Linked DNA regions of Homo sapiens: regions 2, 3, 4 and 5 are each linked to region 1. The links are chromatin contacts, found by Hi-C or POLR2A ChIA-PET in ENCODE. All regions are on one chromosome and are shown on one strand. The core of a region is the stretch at or near the end of the contact, and the rest is flanking DNA. Distances in the headings are between cores, read along the strand shown. Region 1 holds the start of SNRPB (small nuclear ribonucleoprotein polypeptides B and B1). Region 2 holds the start of FAM110A (family with sequence similarity 110 member A). Region 3 overlaps PANK2 (pantothenate kinase 2). Region 4 holds the start of PANK2 (pantothenate kinase 2). Region 5 holds the start of SDCBP2-AS1 (SDCBP2 antisense RNA 1).

Region 1 (2,536 bases), core at 18-2,517:
TCTCTACTAAAAATACAAAAAATTAGCCAAGTGTGGTGGCGGGTACCTACAATCCCAGCTACTTGGGAGGCTGAGGCAGGAGAATCGCTTGAACCCGGGAGGTGGAGTTTGCAGTGAACCCTGATCGATCCACCGCACTCCAGCCTGGGCAACAAAAGCAAAACTCCGTCTCAAAAAAATAAAAATAAATTAAATTAAATCCTTCAATGACATGCCTCACCACCACTGAGGTAAAATTAACATGCAAGGCCTTTAGTAACTAGCCTCCTGCCAATTCTTCCCGTCTTCCCTTCTTTCTTCCTTTCTCCTCCAGCAACTTTTTCTCAGTCAACAAACGCAGAAAAATCCAGTAACTTTTTAAATCTTGTTACCCTTCAGCCTTTGTTCCTTCAGTTCTCCGGGTCTGTAATATTCCCCCCATTTTCGCCGGGAACATTCTTGCTAATCTTTTAGGAATCTGCTCAGGAACCATCTATTTGAGAAAACATTCTTACCCCGCCCCGCTGCCGTTACTTTTACCGAATGACCACACTGAATTATATTATGTGTCCCCAGCTACCTCTGTGAAGGAAGCAAACATATTTCAGAGAGTAGCCCCAGCGCCTGAGAAGTCAGGCACAGGCAAACACGGAAACGTGATGAGCAACTGAGTGGAGCTCTTCCTCCATTCGCCATCACCCTCCTCCGCCCTCCTCTCCATCCAGCAGACCTAGCGAGACTCTAGCGTGGTCCACGAGCCCCTTCCACCCACTTCCGCCAACTCTTTCTCAGACTCACAAACTTCCGCAAGTCTGAGCCTTTTACCGGGTCCCCCTGCGGCTCCAGTGCCTGCTCCGAAGCCCGGGACATATATTTATTCGGCAAAAGTTAACTTAGTGCCTACTGGGTCCCAGGAATTATGGCTACAGCGGTGTCGAGAGCCGCGGTTCTACCCTCGCCCCTGCCGAGCGACCTCGGCCTCCGACACCGGTTCCAACCTTTTCCTCGACCCCATGCCTAGCCGAACCGCCAAGGTCCTGGTCTTTCCCGCCCAGACCGAGCGGCCTCGGCCCAGGCCTTCACCGCCCTAAGTGGCTCCAACCCACGGCTTCCTCCCCGATCAGTCGCGGTTCCCACTCCACAACAGACTCGGAAGCTCCCGCGCCGCCAGCCTGTGCCCTCCTTACCATGGTGGCGGTTCTGATGGCTCTGATACCCGCCGGATTCGCCTCCTCAGAGGCCTAGCCTCTCTCCCACAGCCGATTTCCCGCCGCCGCTACCGGAAATGCAGCACCACGTAAAATGCGGTCGGGTAGAAACCTACTTCCGGTCCAGCTCACTAGCCCTGGAGTTCCGGCCCCGGAGCGGAGCTTCTGCCGAGCAGAGGCGGGGCCTGGGGACTGGGCGTTAACATCCGGCTTTGACGTAAGGAGAGCCTTAAGTTCCTGTTTGGACACCTTCCTAGCTTAAATCCGTACTGAGAGCTGCTCTGTGTCACACTCATTTCTCTTCACCCCGCCTTTCCCATTAACCTCTCGGTCCTCATTTCCCATCACCCTCCCCGGCTCTCTCCTCTACAGTCACTATTCTTGCTTTTCCCTCCACTGGCTGGACGTGCTCCTTTTTCAGCCCCTCTGCATTTGCTTTCGCCTCTGCCTGGAATGGTAGTCCCCAAGGTATACCAGAAGGCTGCTGCCCTCACCTCTTTCAAGGTTTAAGCTTAAATAACATTTTCCCAGTGAGGATTTCCCTAGCCATCCTGTAACCTTCCCACCCACCTCATCCTCATCTCTCCTGTATTTCCCTCTTGCTATCTAACACGCTGTATATTTTTGTTAGTTATTTTATTATCCCCTCCCCATTAGAATGTAAGATCCATAAGGGTGTGAATTTTTCTCTTTGTGTATTACTCATTGCTGTAGTGCCTAGAACACTTTAGCACAAAATAAGGGCTCTACCCATATTTGCTGATAATCGCATCCAGTCGTATGACATTTATTTTTTTTCTATGACTTTTTTTTTTCTTTTGAGACAGAGTCTCAGTCTGTCACCAAGGCTGGAGTGCAGTGGCACAATCTCGGCTCACTGCAACCTCTGCCTCCCCGGTTCAAGCGATTCTCCTGCCTCAGCCTCCCGAGTAGCTGGGAATACAGGCCTGTGCCACCACACTCGGCTAATTTTTGTATTTTTAGTAGAGACGGGGTTTTGCCATGTTGGCCAGGCTGGTCTCGAACTCCTGACCTCAACTCCTGGTCTCGAACTCCTGATCCACCCACTTTGGCCTCCCAAAGTGCTGGAATTACAGGCGTGAACCATCACACTGGGCCCTTCCTATGACTTTTAAATACAGCATATACACCCAAGGCTTTCAAGTTTGTTCCTCTAACCTTGGTCTCTTCATTTAACTCTTGGCCCTTTATATCCAGCTGCCAGCGTGATGTGAATGTCTAATAGGTATACCAAATTTAACATGTTGAAAACTGAATTCTTGATTCTATTCACTGTTTCTAAAACCACTTCACCAGTGTTCCCCATCCCCGAAGTTTCTTGGATTAAA
Region 2 (2,536 bases), core at 22-2,521, 1.6 Mb before region 1:
ACTGCATCCCCCACATCCCAGGTTCAATCTATTCTCCTGCCTCAGCCTCCTGAGTAGCTGGGATTACAGGCATGTGGCACCACGCCTGGCTAATTTTTGTATTTTTAGTAGAGACGAGGTTTCACCACGTTGGCCAGGCTGGTCTTGAACTCCTGACTTCAGGTGATCTGGTCGCCTCAGCCTCCCAAAGTGCTGGGATTACAGGTGTGAGCCACTGCTCCTGGTAGCTACTTCACTTTTAATGGCTGCATAATATTCCTCATCAGAAAGTGGGAAAAATTAGGCTAGGTGGCGTGGCTCATGCCTGTAATCCTAGTACTTTGGGAGGCTGAGTTGGTAGAATTGCTAGAGCTCAGGAGTTTAAGATCAGTCTGGGCAACATGGCAAAACCCCATCCCTACAAAAAATACAGAAAATACCGGGTGTGGTGGTGCACACCTGTAGTCCCAGCTACTTGGGAGGCTGAGGTGGGAAGATTGCTTGACCCCAGGAGATTGAGGCTGCTGTGAGCTGAGATCCTGCCACTGCACTCCAGCCTGGGCGACAGAGTGAGACTCCATCTCAAAAAAAAAAAAAAAAAAAGAAAAGAAAAAGATAAAGAAATAAATAAAGTGTTAATAATTAAAAGTACTTTTAGAGGGTTATGTCATAAGCCTTGACAAGACTTGTTCTGTAAAGCTACCCGGCATGCAAAAAGCTCAATTAAGTTAGCTCCTCCACAGGATGGAATTATATAACCAATCCCTTTCAAGAGGCATTGAAGTTGTTTCCATTATTTTGCTATGATGAATAAGGCTGAGCAATATTAATCTTTGCTCATATCTTTGGTCATTTCCTTTGTAAATTTCGGGACTGCTGGGTATGCACATTTTAAAATTAACTCACTCATCATCATGCAGTTAGGAGAACAGAGAAAGGAAGGGGCTTGCACCGGGTCACATAGGGAGTTAGCGTCAAAGTCAGGACTAGGAACCAGCCAGGGCCCTCTAACTGGAGCTCTTCCAGCTGGGGTCCTAGAGGAAGTCCCAGCTGGCCGCGGGAGGGAGGAGGAGGAAGGGAAAGAACCAGGCGCCGGGGCTGAAGCGGCGGCAGGAAGAAGGTGGGGCCGGCTGGGAGGAGCGGGCGGAGCTGCTGAGCAGCGCCTCTCCTTCGGGCGGGGGAAGCTAAGCGGTCGCCTGGCAACCCTGGCGGCGCGCCGTTCGAACGGAAGCGAGGAACCAATCAGGAAGTCCGGGGCGAACCATTCTGGTGTGAAGGGGGGCGGCGTGCTCACTTCCCCTTCCACGGCGCCCCAGGGACTTTCCCTGCGGTGGGGGCCTTCGACAGTGAGGGCCACCCGCTCAGCTCGACCGCGGAGGGCAGCTCCAAAGGGGACCCCAAAGGTGCCCACGCGGGGCTGGGGCCTCCTGGGCGTCGTTGGGAGCGGCCACTACCGGCCCGGGTCCGAGCTGTCAGCCTCTCCAAAGCCTGCGCGAGAGGAGCCGGGACACGCCTAGCGCGGGCTCCAGGTGAGGGCGCGGGTGGGTCCGGGTGCGACCCCGGGTCTGGGGGCCCCGTTCCCCGAGCGTCTGCTGTCTGCTTTCTCCCCGCGTCGTACCTGCGTGTCATTTCACAGATGAGGACTCTGAGGCTCAGAGAGGCAAGTGTCCCGGCCCGGCGAGCTCTGGCGGAGAATCCAGTTCAAGTCTTTCTGCCCCACCTCGCAGCCCCCTAGTCTAGTCACATCTGGACTTGCCTTGAGAGGCCCAGACGGGCAACTGGTAGTCATTTTCCCAGCGTTTTATCGGCAGGGACCTGTAGACCCCTGGCTGGATCACATATCCCCGCGCCCCACACTGTCCTCGGGATACCCCCTTTGGGCGTCTGTCTTTCCTTCTCCGCAGTCCGGGGTTGGACTCGGCTCATTTGGCGCCTTTCTGTCTACGGGGACAGAGGACCACTCTTTGGGGATCGGACGGGACTGACATTTCTGGGCTGGATGCAGGGGCAGCAGATTCTCCAGCCCCCAGAGCCGCTGCTGGCCTCTTGGGAATCATCCCCAGTTTGGGGAAGGGAATAGAGCCAGTCCCTAAACCAAAGCCACTAGTCACCAGAGACTTTGGAATTGGGAGTGGGGCCGGAATCCCCCCAGGTGGAGCAGCTGACCTAGGCCAGACCCTGCTGTGTCTCCTGGGGACACCCCCTGCCCCCTAGGTTGCTATTGTCAGTCTCCTTTTGTAGGTGGGGAAACGGAGGTTCTAAGAAGTTAAGCCCCTTTTCGAAGTCACAGTCAGACAATGCAGTGGTTAGCTCCTAGTCCCTCTGGCTTCAATCTTAGAATCCTTGACACACAGAATCATGCATTTTGAGAGTCTTCAATCTCTTCATAAGGGAGTTACATATCCTCTCTCCTCTGGAGCCTGCCCCTGGCTTTGGGGGACAGGATCTCCGAGGACTCAGAAAGAAAACAAGGCTTTCTTTTATTCTTTCAACAAATATTATTTATTGACTTCATAAGCCCTGCTCTGGTTCTTGCATGTTTTGGTTTTTTTACTTA
Region 3 (2,536 bases), core at 37-2,536, 1.4 Mb after region 1:
GGAGGCAGAGGTTGCAGTGAGCTGAGATTGTGGCGTTGCATTCTAGCCTGGGTGACAGTGAGACCTTACCTCAAAAAAGAGAAAAAGAAAATACTGTAAGTCAAAATGCATTTAATATACCCAGCCTATTGAACATCATAGCTTAGCCAAACCTACCTTAAATGTGCTTAGAACCCTTATATTAGCCTACAGTTGGGCAAAATCTTCTAGCATAAAGCTAGATGATTTAATAATGAATAATATAAAAGATAATTATTTTACAATAAAATGTCGAATATCTTGTAATTTATTGAATACTGTACTAAAAATAAAAAAAACAATAAATACTTGAAGTAGAGTTTCTACTGAATGCTTATTGCACCATTGTAAATTTGAAAAATCATTACTTTGAGCCCTCATTAAATTGGGACCTTCCATATGTCTGTGCAGTCCACTTTGATCCAATCTCTTCAGGCCTTTTTTTTCTTTGAGACGGAGTGTCACTCTGTCGCCAGGCTAGAGTGCAGTGGTGCGATCTTGGCTCACTGCAGCTTCTGCCTCATGGGTTCAAGCGATTCTCCTGCCTCAGCCTCCGGAGTAGCTGGGACTACAAGCGCACGCCACCACAGCCAGCTGATTTCTGTATTTTTAGTAGAGATAGTTTCACCATGTTGGCCAGGATGATCTTGGTCTCTTGACCTTGTGATTCACCTGCCTTAGCCTCCCCAAGTGTTGGGATTACAGGCGTGAGCCACCGTGCCCAGCCCTGCCTTTTTTTTTTTTTTTTTTTTTTGAGACAGAGCCTCACTCTGTCGCCCAGGCTGGAGTGCAGTGGTGTGATCTCAGCTCACTGCAGTCTCCACCTCCCAGGTTGAAGCAGTTCTGGTTTAGATTTCCTGAGTAGCTGGTACTACAGGTGCACGTCACCATGCCTGGCTAATTTTTGTTTTAGTAGAGATGGGGTTTTACCATATTGGTCAGGCTGGTCTCAAACTTCTGACCTCAGGTGATCCACCCACCTTGGCCTCCCAAAGTGTTGAAATTACAGGTGTGAGCCACTGCGCTTGGCCTAAAGGACATTTTGGGAACCGGTGTTAATGTCTATTGAAACCTTTTATTTTTGGAATATCAGATTTTGAAAGATAAATTGACCATTGGAGGTTATATGTTACATAGGTTTGGGAATTTCCTGTTTCTAGTTTGCTGCTAAACCAGAACTCTGAAGTCTCAATGTTTTTTTTTAAGCCGATAGGAAAGAGAGATTTTCATTCTGAATCTTTGTTTTTCACAGTTGAGGCTTACGAGTAGTCATCTTGTTATTTTTAAAACACTTCATAGTGCGGTTTGCGCTTGTCTGACAGAATGGTTGGGTTGGCTCAATACTTTGATATTTTTCTTTTTCGTCTTTGCCGTAGTATTTTTTTTTTAAGTTATGCATCTAAATCAAGACAGAATCACATTTCTTTGCCCCAAAACCCTTTTGCCTAGAATTATGTTCTTTGGAAACCCTAGCGTTTGAAATAAGTTGCTACTGTGGTAAGGGTAAATTTAATTTTCAGAAAAAAGCTGTTCTGACTTATTTTTCTTCCCCATTTAGTTTTTCCATGGTTTGGACTGGATATCGGTGGAACTCTGGTCAAGCTGGTATATTTTGAACCCAAAGACATCACTGCTGAAGAAGAAGAGGAAGAAGTGGAAAGTCTTAAAAGCATTCGGAAGTACCTGACCTCCAATGTGGCTTATGGGTCTACAGGCATTCGGGACGTGCACCTCGAGCTGAAGGACCTGACTCTGTGTGGACGCAAAGGCAATCTGCACTTTATACGCTTTCCCACTCATGACATGCCTGCTTTTATTCAAATGGGCAGAGATAAAAACTTCTCGAGTCTCCACACTGTCTTTTGTGCCACTGGAGGTGGAGCGTACAAATTTGAGCAGGATTTTCTCACAGTATGCATTTTTTAGCTTATATACAATTTATGGTAATTTGATTGTTAAAAATAATGCCAGTAGCAAGTGGTGAAATAATTTCCATCTCTAATGGAACTTGAATTTTCTTGAGTCAAATGAAGATTAAAGGTACGCTAGTGATAGGAGTTGGCCATCTAGAGGTGGTTGTCTAGTTCAGATGTATGGACGACAATCAGAACCACTAAAAGGGTAGCATTTTATTGCTCCTTTAGTATGAAAAATTAGGGCATCTGCTATACGTTGAGGAAGAAACTACCTAAAAGGAACATCATTAGATCATGAACAATGAGATTGAAATATAATTAAAATCATTTCATGTCATAAAATTGTTTTCAGTCTTGTCTACCACATAATTTCTCTTGTCTCCCTCAGTTGTTTGCTGGCATGTTCACTAACTGAAAAAAATAAGGAACTCTGGTCAAAAGTGGTGTTTTCAGGCTCAGGGCTGGTCTGAGATGGGTGACTGCAGAGCCCTCCTCTCCCAGAATGCTTTCTGATGTGTTCTGTGCTGCACACTTAACTGGAGTCTCGCCACCATGTCTGGCCCCTGGGGAATGCTGCCAGGCGCTCTATCTTGCTTTCATTG
Region 4 (2,536 bases), core at 16-2,515, 1.4 Mb after region 1:
GTTCAGCCTGCTACAACCAATCATTATGGGAGAGGGGAATAAGGATCACTGCCCAAGGGGCATTAGGATCACTGCCCAGTGGGCATTACAGTCTCCCCAGGGAGGCACTCTTTTTTATTTTTTATTTTTTTTGAGACGGAGTTTCGCTCTTGTTGCACAATGTTGGGTCACTGCAGCCTCCGCCACCCGGGTTCAAGCAATTTTCCTGCCTCAGCTTCCCAAGTAGCTGGGATTATAGGCATGGGCCACCACGCCCCGCTAATACGGAGGCACTTTTAATTAGCCCACAGTCCAGTGAAATTTGACGGAGTGAGGAAGTGACCTCAGAGTACAGAACGGGATGGGATCCTTCCGGGCTTGGGCAGCCTTTGGTAGTGGGGATGCTTGGAAGGGTCAGGGTCTCAGTCCTGGAGGTGACCAATTTTTCTCTCCAAAAGAGAAAGGAAGATGATTAAAAAAAAAATCCATGCTCCAAAGCGGCAGCCAAATCCTTCTATGGCCCCCAATGCATCACCCAGAAAGGGGCTCCAGACTCTCCTGCAAAAGGCCAACTCTACTTCCCGGCTCCCACTTCCCCTCCTTCGCCACAGGAGGGTGGCGAAGGATTTATAACCCACCTCTTTCTTTCAGTTGCCATGGAGACAAGCCCCAGTCCTTTCATTCCTTCTGGTACCTCTCTCTCCAACGCAGGCGGAAAGGAGGCGGCTTAGCCCAAACATGCTGGGGGAGGGGCTGGCGGCCTCGACGGCAGCTGCGGAACTAGGCCGAGGGACAAAGGCTAAGGTCAGCCGCGGTTCAAGCCCTTTCGTCTGCCGACGACCAGCGGCCAGACGCTGCGGGAGCACTGCTGGGCTGGAGGAGGGCTCGAGCTGCGAGGACGGCACGGAGCAGCGGGGTGGGACTCGGGGTCGCCCCAGGAGAGTTCCGCGGCCCGGGGGGGCAGAGGCATGCACAAGTGGGGGGCGGAAGGAGGGGGTGGATGAGGAGGCTCGGGCCCTTCCACCCACGCGTCCATTGGGCGGCGCCGCCATCACTCTCTTCTGGGCTACACCGCCTTCTCTTCCTCCGCGGAACCCGGATCCCCTCCTCCACCACCCTCTCCCCGCCCCGTCACGATAGCCTCTCATTGGACGGAGGCACGGTCAATCCTCCTCGAGTTAGGGAGCCGACTGGACGCGAGGCCTTTGGGCCGTCCCCAGCCTCGTCGGATTGGCTTCCTGCGCGTTGGCGCAACGGAAGAGGCGGCCGGCCGAGGGCGCGCCTCTGCTCTGGCTGGACTGCCGCGGAGGAGGCGAGAAGGAATCCGACGCTGGGGGGCTTGCTCGGGCGGCAGCGACTGCTGCTGCGGATGGGAGGGGGCCGGCTCGGCGCGCCCATGGAGCGCCACGGCAGGGCTTCCGCCACCTCCGTCTCGTCGGCTGGGGAGCAGGCGGCCGGGGACCCCGAAGGGCGGCGGCAGGAGCCACTGCGGCGCCGGGCGAGCAGCGCGTCGGTGCCCGCGGTCGGGGCCTCGGCTGAGGGCACGAGGCGGGATCGACTGGGCTCTTACAGCGGCCCCACCTCGGTCTCCCGCCAGCGCGTCGAAAGCCTGAGGAAAAAGCGGCCGCGTAAGTGTTCCGTGGGGCGCCCTCCCGGCCCGCCCTGCCCCCCCTTCCGGCCCACCCTGTCCCCTTCCGGCCCCGCCGCCGTTTTTCCCGCGCGCGGACACTGTCCCCGCACGGTGGTCCCTCGTTGGTGCGTGGCCTGACATCCGGCTGGAGGCCTCGGGTGCTCCGAAAGCGGTACCTTCGGGGGCCCCCCCGCACCCATTGGTATGCACTTCCCGCTTGTTGGAGTGGAGGGCTTTTCCCCAGGACCTGTCCTCCCTTTTCTTAGCTCCTTGGGCATTCTCTTCCTGAGGGTCACATGATTTTATCCTCGAGAAGGCTTCTTTTGACTCATTTCCACCTCCTTTCCTCCCAAATCCTTTGAATCCCCAATGTTTGTTTTCCGTGGGTTTCCAAAGAGCTGCTCTCTAATACTTTAAGTCCCTTTTATTCGTCAATTTCGGGCTTACTGGAAAATGGTGAACTGCCCCTTGAGTTGCACCAGGCCTGAAACTGTATTCCGTGCACCTCTAAGGTGGCTGCCCTTCTTCTCGTGAGAATCCAGGTCATCTCTCACCCACATATCCCCTCCGTTTTCCTTCTGTCTATTTGCAGGTACTCACGATTCAGAACTGTGGCATTCTGGGCATTAAGGCTCTTTGTTTTGAGGGGAAACAACATCTTTCTGAATTTTGCCTTGGGAGTTGCATACGCTCCTCCCAGAGAATCCGTTTCCCCATTTTATTAGGTTTCTTTTTCTGTGTTGTGTATTTTCTCCCCTTTACAAGTCTTCAATTCAGGACCGCTGCCTGGCAGCCATTGCTGCTGTTGAAAGTATCAATTGTCCTGATACTGTAATATGAGCTTTACAGTGTGATGCCATTTTACATATGGTTGGACTTTTTGGTGGGTGTTGCCAGATTCCTATTTCAGGAAATTGACTTGTTTAA
Region 5 (2,536 bases), core at 25-2,524, 1.1 Mb before region 1:
TGCTCCTTCGAGGCTCAGTTCAGATGCTACTTCTCTGCTTGGCTTTTCCAGACTGCATGATACCCAGGCTGCCTGGCTGGGTCTTCCCATGTATTCCACCCCTGACCTGTACTGCCCCTGTTGCCAAGCTATTTATCAAATTATGTGATTAATATCTGGGTATTTTCTTACACTGGACCTCACTCATAAGGGCAGGAGCTCTGTCCCGTTCACACACGATCCTTCCCCGCCACGGCACTGCCCAGCACACATATGCTAGCAAAAATTATTTGACTGAATAAATCAGTGGTTTTCCAAGGAACAGATTGGAAATTTATGTGGGCATTTTTGGGTGTCACGAGACTGAGGGGACAGTCATATCCCTGTCGGGGGTGGGGGGGGCAGGGATATGAAACTCCTGTAATGGATGGGACAGTCCATTACAGTCACCATAACAAATGGTCCTGTCCCGCACAACTTTCAGATATCCTGCCAAACTTTCAAGTAAGCCAAAAATCCGTTATAATTGGTTGTACATACAATCACAATGAATTTTTCCCTAGTTTTAGTACACACTAGACTGTCTGGAAATGCATATATCAGGTTGGTTGTGGGGAGTTACACTTTGCTCACCATTCTGGAAAATCGCTGCCCACCCTGCTCCCCACGGGTGAGTCACCCGAACAGCATGCTCACGTCTGTGTACATGTGTAGCTGTCACAGTGACTCCGCGCTTTTATATAAATATATTTAGCCTTTGACTCAAGATGTCAGATATAAACTGTTGGCAAAATTCAGCTGAATATTGTCTTCTAGTAAACCTAAGCTGATTCCTAAGTTGGGTACAAGCGTGATCGGGTGTAAGCCAGCCTCAGCTTTTACAAAGTGAAATGCATATTCTTTTATTAGAAATTACTTTCATGTCCCTGCCTTCTCCTTATAAACAAAGGGCATCATATTGATTTTTTACCCGGGGAACCATCACCTGGGCTGCAGCCTCAGGACGAACCTGTGCCTTCCCTCTGTCTCAATTTCCTGCTTTGGGAAATAGGAGCCACAAGCCACAAACTCCATCCACCGCGCCACAGGAGCGAGGTCCAACGCAACGGTCCCTAGGGCCTGCCTCCAACCCAGCCTCAGTTTCCTATCTGTCACATCGTTCTATGATCTCGAAATGACTATAACCCCTTTCTTAGCCCCAAACCAGCCGGAAGCGACATCTTCCGGTTGCTACAGGTTACGGCGGTTGCTATGGGCTACGGCGCCTGCGCAGAAACACCGCCAAGCGACTCAGCAACTTCTAGAGCGCATGCGTTTCGCCCACCCAGGCCCGGGCGCGGTTAGGGGTGACTCCCACGATCCCTAGCGGCTGCAGAGTGGAACATGGCGGCCTCCTTGCCGCTTGCGTTACCAGAGTCCACCCGGCCTCGTGCTTTCTCCGGGCGCCCGTAGCTGGCGCCGGCATCCACAAAAATAGATCAGGTAAAGCAGCAGAGTAAGGCATAGGAAGACTTGGTCGGGCTCCGCGGCCCCTCTTTACCGGATTGGAGGCTGCGCGGGTGAAATCGAGCTTTAAACTCCCCTGGCCTCGGAACACCATTTGTAGCCTCTGAAGGAGGAGGACTTATAAGATTCTGTACTAAGGCAGCCGTGGGAAGGGAGGAGAACCAGGTCGGCCCGCGCGCTCCCGGCTGCTTTTGCTCTCCCTTTGGTTTCGAAAGCGTCAAGTCCCAAGGTATTTCCTACCAATTGTGACGTCACCCTTCCTCCCCCGTTTCTCACCCGTTTCTTGTCTGGCCGTGACTTCTGACCCAGTGTTGAGCTAAAAATGCCCCGCCCCACCCTACGCAGATTCACCCCGCGTCCCACCCACCAGTGACTGAGTGACTGGGCTTCTGCTGCCTAGGGAAGGGTTCTTGGCTTGGCCGGGCAAATCAATTCCCACAGCAAAATCAGACCGAAAGCCTGTTATGAGGGACTCAGGCAGTTGGATGTGGCGTATAGGAGGAAGGCTAGGGCAATCAGGAAGGTCTCCTGGAGGAAGGAAGAAGACCCTGACTGGGCCGTGTAGGATGGATGTTCAAGTGGGAAGAGAGTGTGCTATTCCAGGGACAGGGAGGCCCAGGCCTGAGAGTCCAGTTGCCTTCTGGATCCCGTTTACCTCGCAGATTATCCAAACTGGACTCGTGATTTTCCCCAGCTGTGCCGCGCCTCCCCAGCGGTCTCACTGAATCCACCCATGGGCTATGTCAGAAATCTGGGAGTTATCCTCAGCTCCTCCCTTTCCCTTCTGAAGCCATACCTACTTCTTGCCCTCAAATCTCTGTGACCTGACTTCTGGTAATGTTTCCATTCTCACCATCTCATTCTTCTCCACACTTATCATGAAGTTCATTTATTCCAGACTACTTTAGGTTGAGTCCTAAAAGTCAGCCTGCTAGTTCATGCCTCCATGCTTTTGCAGGTGCTATTCCCTCTGTCTTAAGAGTCATTCATGCCTTCTCTCTTTTCCTTGTTGTGAACTCTTTTTCCTCCAATTTAAAGCTTTCCCCCACCT

What was found. Hi-C counts contacts between places; a loop is a spot of excess contacts on that map. ChIA-PET counts read pairs that join two places held with the same protein, here RNA polymerase II (POLR2A). Pooled maps may share reads with other maps.
Region 2: a map of naive thymus-derived CD4-positive, alpha-beta T cell shows a loop between it and region 1 (7-fold over the local background). The contact joins the promoter of FAM110A here to the promoter of SNRPB in region 1. A Hi-C loop is called at or near these places in 1 of 168 maps with a recorded cell type or tissue (naive thymus-derived CD4-positive, alpha-beta T cell) and 12 of 50 pooled maps. POLR2A ChIA-PET finds 5 or more read pairs at or near these places in 1 of 52 experiments (GM10248).
Region 3: a pooled map shows a loop between it and region 1 (6-fold over the local background). The contact joins the enhancer-like site here to the promoter of SNRPB in region 1. A Hi-C loop is called at or near these places in 1 of 50 pooled maps. POLR2A ChIA-PET finds 5 or more read pairs at or near these places in 2 of 52 experiments (WTC11 and activated CD4-positive, alpha-beta T cell).
Region 4: a loop to region 1 is called in a pooled map, with 15 times the contacts of the local background. The contact joins the promoter of PANK2 here to the promoter of SNRPB in region 1. A Hi-C loop is called at or near these places in 7 of 50 pooled maps. POLR2A ChIA-PET finds 5 or more read pairs at or near these places in 3 of 52 experiments (A549, activated T-cell and naive thymus-derived CD4-positive, alpha-beta T cell).
Region 5: a pooled map shows a loop between it and region 1 (19-fold over the local background). The contact joins the promoter of SDCBP2-AS1 here to the promoter of SNRPB in region 1. A Hi-C loop is called at or near these places in 1 of 168 maps with a recorded cell type or tissue (CD14-positive monocyte), 2 of 37 single-sample maps with no recorded cell type and 14 of 50 pooled maps. POLR2A ChIA-PET finds 5 or more read pairs at or near these places in 1 of 52 experiments (Panc1).

What each region holds. Positions count from the first base shown.
Region 1 is chr20:2,469,522-2,472,057 of GRCh38, forward strand. It overlaps SNRPB (small nuclear ribonucleoprotein polypeptides B and B1), which reads right to left and starts at 1,268. Exons shown (of 7, transcript NM_003091.4): 1 at 1,167-1,268. The coding sequence starts at 1,169. RefSeq lists enhancers at 888-1,007, 1,168-1,217, 1,228-1,277.
Region 2 is chr20:832,444-834,979 of GRCh38, forward strand. It overlaps FAM110A (family with sequence similarity 110 member A), which reads left to right and starts at 1,272. Exons shown (of 2, transcript NM_001042353.3): 1 at 1,272-1,508. RefSeq lists a silencer at 1,523-1,672.
Region 3 is chr20:3,906,350-3,908,885 of GRCh38, forward strand. PANK2 (pantothenate kinase 2) reads left to right here. Exons shown (of 7, transcript NM_001386393.1): 2 at 1,577-1,929. Among named protein-coding and RNA genes, the nearest start is that of MIR103A2, 9.9 kb to the right of the region's middle. RefSeq lists an enhancer at 389-468. Within about 2 kb of position 1,287, at least 9 of the 41 ENCODE cell types and tissues checked have a DNase peak (open chromatin) inside an H3K27ac peak, as active enhancers do.
Region 4 is chr20:3,888,122-3,890,657 of GRCh38, forward strand. It overlaps PANK2 (pantothenate kinase 2), which reads left to right and starts at 1,266. Exons shown (of 7, transcript NM_001386393.1): 1 at 1,266-1,607. The coding sequence starts at 1,310. PANK2-AS1 (PANK2 antisense RNA 1) reads right to left here and starts at 1,052. Exons shown (of 2, transcript XR_001754478.3): 1 at 618-1,052; 2 at 1-428. RefSeq lists an enhancer at 341-892 and silencers at 901-960, 1,151-1,650.
Region 5 is chr20:1,324,069-1,326,604 of GRCh38, forward strand. It overlaps SDCBP2-AS1 (SDCBP2 antisense RNA 1), which reads left to right and starts at 1,275. Exons shown (of 3, transcript NR_040049.1): 1 at 1,275-1,461. All of the region lies in intron 1 of SDCBP2 (syndecan binding protein 2), which reads right to left. The region is part of intron 2 of FKBP1A-SDCBP2 (FKBP1A-SDCBP2 readthrough (NMD candidate)); the gene reads right to left. LOC124904856 (a long non-coding RNA gene) reads left to right here. Exons shown (of 2, transcript XR_007067487.1): 2 at 1-301. RefSeq lists enhancers at 1,337-1,566, 1,557-1,851.